Linked DNA regions of Homo sapiens: region 2 is linked to region 1. A link is a contact called in ENCODE Hi-C or POLR2A ChIA-PET data. All regions are on one chromosome and are shown on one strand. The core of a region is the stretch at or near the end of the contact, and the rest is flanking DNA. Distances in the headings are between cores, read along the strand shown.

Region 1 (2,755 bases), core at 165-2,664:
GCCTATGGGAAGAGGGGGCCAGGGTGTGTGGAGCAAGATGGTGGCGGTGCTGGTGCCTTGGGACCTGGGGGAATGGGACAGCTGGTCGGCTCAGAGACGGCCTACTTTACTCACAGCTGGAATTTAGTGGGGAGAAGCAGCTCAACTCCAATCCTGGAGGATTAGGGAGATTAAAGTGAGAGAAGAGAGAGATGTCCCAGAGACCAAGAGGTGAAAAACAGGGCTCCTTGTGGAGGGGAGGTCTGGGAGCGAAGTGGGGGGCTGGGGCTCGGAGATCCTTCTCCCCAAATCTTTCCGTAGGGGCTGGGGTGAAGGGCACAGTCTGGGGAGATGAAGTGACAGTGTGTTCATCTTCCTGTGTTGGCATCTTCCCTGTCCCAATTCTCCTTGCATCTCACTAGCTCCCAGGTCAGCCCTCTGGCTCCTGGCACCCCCACTGCTGCGGTGGGCACCCCCACTCCTCACAGTGCTGCATAGCGACCTCTTCCAGGCCTTGCTGGGTGAGTAGCCCGTTTTCTGAGGGACCTGGGCCTCCAAGGGCCATTACTGAACTTCGGGGGCTGTTTGGGAGCCCAGAGATCATTTGGTCCAAGCTGGAGCACCATGCAGGGTCCTGCCTATGGTGTCCTCCATGAGTGTGGACCAGCCTTGGCTGAAAGGGCTCCTCCCTTGCCAGCCAGCCAGCAGCGGTGATGACAGGGGTGATGTGCCTGGAGAGGCCTGGGGTGGGGAGGTAACTCAGTTCTGTTCCTGTGACAGACATCCTGGACTATTATGAGGCTTCCCTCTCAGAGAGTCAGGTAAGGAGGTGGGGGCGAGCGCCTAACTTCCTGAGGGGCAGGCAGGGCTGGAGGGGTGAGCCAAATATCACTAATATTACCTGGAATCTTGGGGGCCCTGCTGACAAAAGCCTGAGTCAGTGGCCCAGGGACTTGGGGCACCGAGAATGCACTCTCTGTGGTCCTGTACCCACTCTCCCTTTCTTCCTCGTTTTCTTTGGCTGCCCCAGTTTCAGGCACTAAAGAGTCTAGGGCTTAACTTTTTAGGTTTCCCCCTGAGAAACCTGAGGGAGAACTAGGCCCCCAGGGATTGCCTCCTTCAGCTCCTCCCTCACACCCGACCCCCTACCGCCTGCCGAGAGGCCTCCCTCCCGTATTCAAATAACCGTGGGTGCTCCCAGCCCAACTATAGATGCTTCCTTCTCTAAGAAATGAAATCCAGCCTCATCGTCTTTGCTGTCATCGCTGGTGGCTGGCCAGGTCTCCATGTTTGCCTCAGGGGCCTCTGTGCTTCTGCTTCTATCTCCTTTCCCATTATCCGGGTTCCTGCCAGCACAGAAGGAGTTAACTCTGCCAAGGCACCCCCCCCATTCTGGCTCCTAGCTCCCTCCCTCCCTCCCCCTGCTTCCTCTCTCCTCCTCTCTCCCCTTCCCTCTTCGGCTCCACGGCTCCCTCGGCCGCTGCCGTTTCCAACCCCCCCACCCCACTCCCCCGCCACGGCCCCTAGCCCCTGGCCGTTTGGCAAGACCCCCCCCTACCCCGGGGCTCCCCGAAATCCAGTTCCCCTCCCCCACCCCAGCTCATGCCCCAGCCCCCGAACTCCGGGGCTGCCAGCCCCCGGTGCCCCCGCCCCTCCTGAGAATCGGGGTGTGCTCCCCAAGCCCCCTCCCCTCCACTGGGGAGCCCCTTTTAGGGCCCCCTTCCCCTCCCTCCCACGCTCCCCTCCCCTTCCCTTCTCCAACCCCCTCCTTCCCCTCTCACCCCTCCCCCCATCCTGGCCCCCCCTGCAAAAGTGGGGTGCGGAGGGGGGAGGGGTGAGAACCCACGGAGGGGAGGAACGAAACTCCGATGAAGTCAGAGCCCCTTACCCGCCGCCGCGGCCAGGCCCCCCAACATGGACTGTCTCTGTATAGTGACAACCAAGGTAAGCATGATGGGGGGGCTATAAACTGGGGGGAGGGTATGAGTTTGTGGGGAGGGGTTAGTAGGCCTTATCTGGGACTGGCGCCCCTGGAGTGGCAGCATCAGAAGTAAGATGTATTTGGGGGTCTTAATTTAGTTTTGGGGTTCACATCTGAGAAAATGCAGGATTTGGCCACAGGTGCCCCCTGGAGTGATCCCTTTGTACCTGTAGGGATATGGAAAATTTAGGATATTCCATGGTTCGGGGGGCCTGGCGGGTTTGGGGGTTCATCAGCGCTGTTTGAGGGAGACTTATTTAAGGAGAAGCCTGGCTCATAAGGGAGTCCTGCTGGTGTATGTGGGAAGGTGGGCTATGTTGGGGGGTTCCTCTTTCCTCCCCAGGGAAAAGCTGGCTTCCAAGGGCCTTGTCCAGTTTTGGGGGGCTCCTGGCATGGGGTAAAGGTTATTGGTTGTGAGTGCCTGACTGATCTGGGGGTGTCAGCTGGCAGGGAAGGGGTGGGCCTTCAGACTCTAGAACAAGCATCTCGTGGTGGCTGCATTTAGGGATGCTCTCTCAATTTGAGGGAACTGTTAATTTAGGGTTCAGTCATATAGAATGGAGGTAGTTGGAAGTTGTCAGAGGGCTGGGGCCCTGGCATGGGATCACCTGAGGGAATGGACCAGGTGAGGCAAGGATTTGGGGGTACTCCCATAGGAGGCAGAAGATTGCAGCAGCCGAGCTTGCCAGCCCCTGAGGAGGAGGATGAGAGGCTTAGGGAGAGAGGGGATTTGAGGAGGGGGACCGGGTGGGTGGTGCACAATTTGGGGGTGGCCCAAAGGCAGGTGCCCAATAT
Region 2 (2,755 bases), core at 1-2,500, 1.0 Mb before region 1:
AATCGTCGCGCGCGTTTGTTACGTCATCCGCGTGCGCCGCGGGCAGAGACTGGACCTGCCAGCGCCGGGGCGACTACGCCCCGCCCACTTTTCCCCAGCCACCCGGCCGAATTCTAGGTTCTTGGTGGGGAGAGGTTTATCCCCAGGTGGTTTCTCCCACAAATCTGTCTTGAACTGACGTTTGTGAAAATACATTCAGTTCCCCGTCCCCGCGGGGACAGTTAAGTAATGACATCAGTTAGTTAAGGCCATAAAGCAAGCATGTGAAAGTTGTGCTTTGGTGGCATTACGAGGAAGCCCTTCTCTGCTTGGCAAGATCAGGGAGACTGAAAGATGCTTAGAAGTCATCCACCAGGCGGGCTGTGTTTGAGTTCCTGAGCTCTGCTACCCCATCCATCTGAAGGCCTGCGGGATGCCGGACAGGATGTCACTTAGGAGGGAGACGGAGGCTGGGCGCGGTGGCTCCCGCCTGTAATCCGAGCACTTTGGGAGCCCGAGGCGGGCAGATCGCTTGAGCCCAGGAGTTCGAGACCAGTCTGGGCAACATGGCGAAACCATGTCGCTACAGAAAAATACAAAAATTAGCCGGGTGTGGCGGTGCAAGCCTGCGATCCCAGCTACTTGGTGGGCTGAGGTGGGAGGATCGCTTGAGCCCGGGAGGTCGAGGCTGCAGTGAACCGAGATGGCGCCGCTGCACTCCAGCCTGGGCGATAGAGCGAGACCTCGTCTCAAAAAAATCAGAGAGGGCCAGGGGCTGTGTTTCACGCCTGTAATCCCAGCACTTTGGGAGGCTGAGGCGGGTGGATCACCTGAGGTCAGGAGTTTGAGACCAGCCTGGCCACATGGTGAAACCCCGTCTCTACTAAAAATACAAAAAAAAAAAAAAAAAAAAAAATTAGCCGGGCGTGGTGGTGGCAGGTGCCTGTAATCCTAGCTACTCAGGAGGCTGAGGCCGGAAAATCCCTTGAACCTGGGAGGCGGGGGTTGCAGTGAGCCGAGATCGCGCCACTGCACTCCAGCCTGGGCGACAGAACCAGGCTTCGTCTTAAAAAAAAAAAAATCAGAGAAAAGAGACAGGGGTGTCGGGAGTTGGGATGGTGCACCGAGGCGCCTCGCGGAGTCTCTAGGAAGCGAGGGGGTGAGCAGCGAGAAGGAGCTGGAGGTGGCGAGGAAACCCGCTCACCGGTGACGTCACCGAGCGCCCCCCCACCCCCATCCCCACCCCCAAGCGAGCACCTGCCCCTCCCGGGGGCGGAGCTCCGGCGCATCATGGCGGCTGGCCGGGCCCAGGTCCCTTCCTCCGTGAGTGCTGCTATTACGTCTCTTGTTCCTTTTTTCTTGTTTGTCACAGATACTCTTTCTCTTCCTATTTCCTCTGCCTTGTCTCTCTGGGCTCGCTGGCCGCGTCCGGCCCATGGGTGAGGGGGTTGTGAGTCGGTCCGCTCCTACCTCTTACTGGTTCTGCGAATGTTTATTCCCTCATTCACGCGGCGCCCGCTGTGAGCCTTAAACTGGTCTCCGTTCACTCTCTAGGGTTTAATCCTGGTGGGAAACCAGGAGCAGGTTAATGGGGGAACTATGGGGCTGTGGGTTCCTGGAGAAGACCCTTGACGGAGCTGTAGGGGAAAAGGGCAACCATAATAAGTAAAAGCGTCTGAGACCCGAAGTGCGTGTAGAAGGCAAAAAGCGCCGAAAGGGGCTGGGTGTGGTGGCTCACGCTTGTAATCCAGCACTGTGGGAGGCGGAGGCGGGCGGATTACTTGAGGTCAGGAGTTCGAGACCAGCCTGACCAACATGGTGAAACCTCATCTCTACTAAAAATACAAAAATTAGCCGGGCGTGGTGGCGCGCACCTGTAATTCCAGCTACTCAGAAGGTTGAGGCAGGAGAATCGCTTGAACCGGGTAGACGGAGGCTGCAGTGAGCTGAGATTGTGCCACAGCACTCCAGCCTGGGCAACAGAGCGAGACTCTGTCAAAAAAAAAAAAAAAAAAAAAAAAGCGCCGGAAGGGGTTTCAGGACGGAAGCAAACACATATTCAAAGGCAGGAGGATAGAGCAGGTGTCTGAAAAACTCAAAAGTTCAGTTGGGTGGTGGTGGAGGGGTCAGAGCTGACAGTTTTGTACCTCTTGCTAAGCAGCGACTTTAACATGAGGGTAATTGGGTGTGGTGGCACACGCCGGTAATCCCAGCTGCTCAGGAAGCTGAGCAGGGAACCACGGAAGTGGAGGTTGCAGTGAGCCGAGATCGCGCCACTGCACTCTAGCCTGGACGACAGAGCCAGACTCCATCTCAAATAAATAAATAAATAAATAAATAAATAAATAAATAAATAAATAAGATGTTAAGAAAATACAATCTAAAGGATTGGTTTGTGTGCGTGTGTGTGTGTGTGTGTTTTGAGACGGAGTCTAGCTTTGTCACCAGGCTGGAGTGCAGTGACGCGATCTCGGCTCACTGCAACCTCTGCCTCCCAGGTTCAAGCGATTCTTCTGCCTCAGCCTCCCGAGTAGCTGGAATTACAGGCATACAGGCACGCGCCGCCATGCCCAGCTCATTTTTGTATTTTTTTTCTTTTTTTTAAGTACAGACGGTGTTTCACCATGTTAGCCAGGATGGTCTCGATCTCCTGACGTCGTGATCTGCCCGCCTTGGCCTCCGAAACTGCTGGGATTACAGGCGTGAGCCACTGCACCCAGCCAGGACTGGGACCTATGTAGGGAAAGGAAGGAGCTAAGGAGGACATCTAGGTTTC

Evidence for each region. Hi-C counts contacts between places; a loop is a spot of excess contacts on that map. ChIA-PET counts read pairs that join two places held with the same protein, here RNA polymerase II (POLR2A). Pooled maps may share reads with other maps.
Region 2: a pooled map shows a loop between it and region 1 (5-fold over the local background). The contact joins the promoter of CTC1 here to the promoter of DLG4 in region 1. A Hi-C loop is called at or near these places in 6 of 50 pooled maps. POLR2A ChIA-PET finds 5 or more read pairs at or near these places in 2 of 52 experiments (B cell and WTC11).

What each region holds. Positions count from the first base shown.
Region 1 is chr17:7,216,286-7,219,040 of GRCh38, reverse strand. It overlaps DLG4 (discs large MAGUK scaffold protein 4), which reads left to right and starts at 1,414. Exons shown (of 20, transcript NM_001321075.3): 1 at 1,414-1,923. The coding sequence starts at 1,894. It also overlaps a transcript of ACADVL not described here.
Region 2 is chr17:8,246,551-8,249,305 of GRCh38, reverse strand. It overlaps CTC1 (CST telomere replication complex component 1), which reads left to right and starts at 1,250. Exons shown (of 23, transcript NM_025099.6): 1 at 1,250-1,302. The coding sequence starts at 1,270. It overlaps PFAS (phosphoribosylformylglycinamidine synthase), which reads right to left and starts at 17. Exons shown (of 28, transcript NM_012393.3): 1 at 1-17. RefSeq lists enhancers at 1-589, 714-833, 1,314-1,453 and a silencer at 1,174-1,223.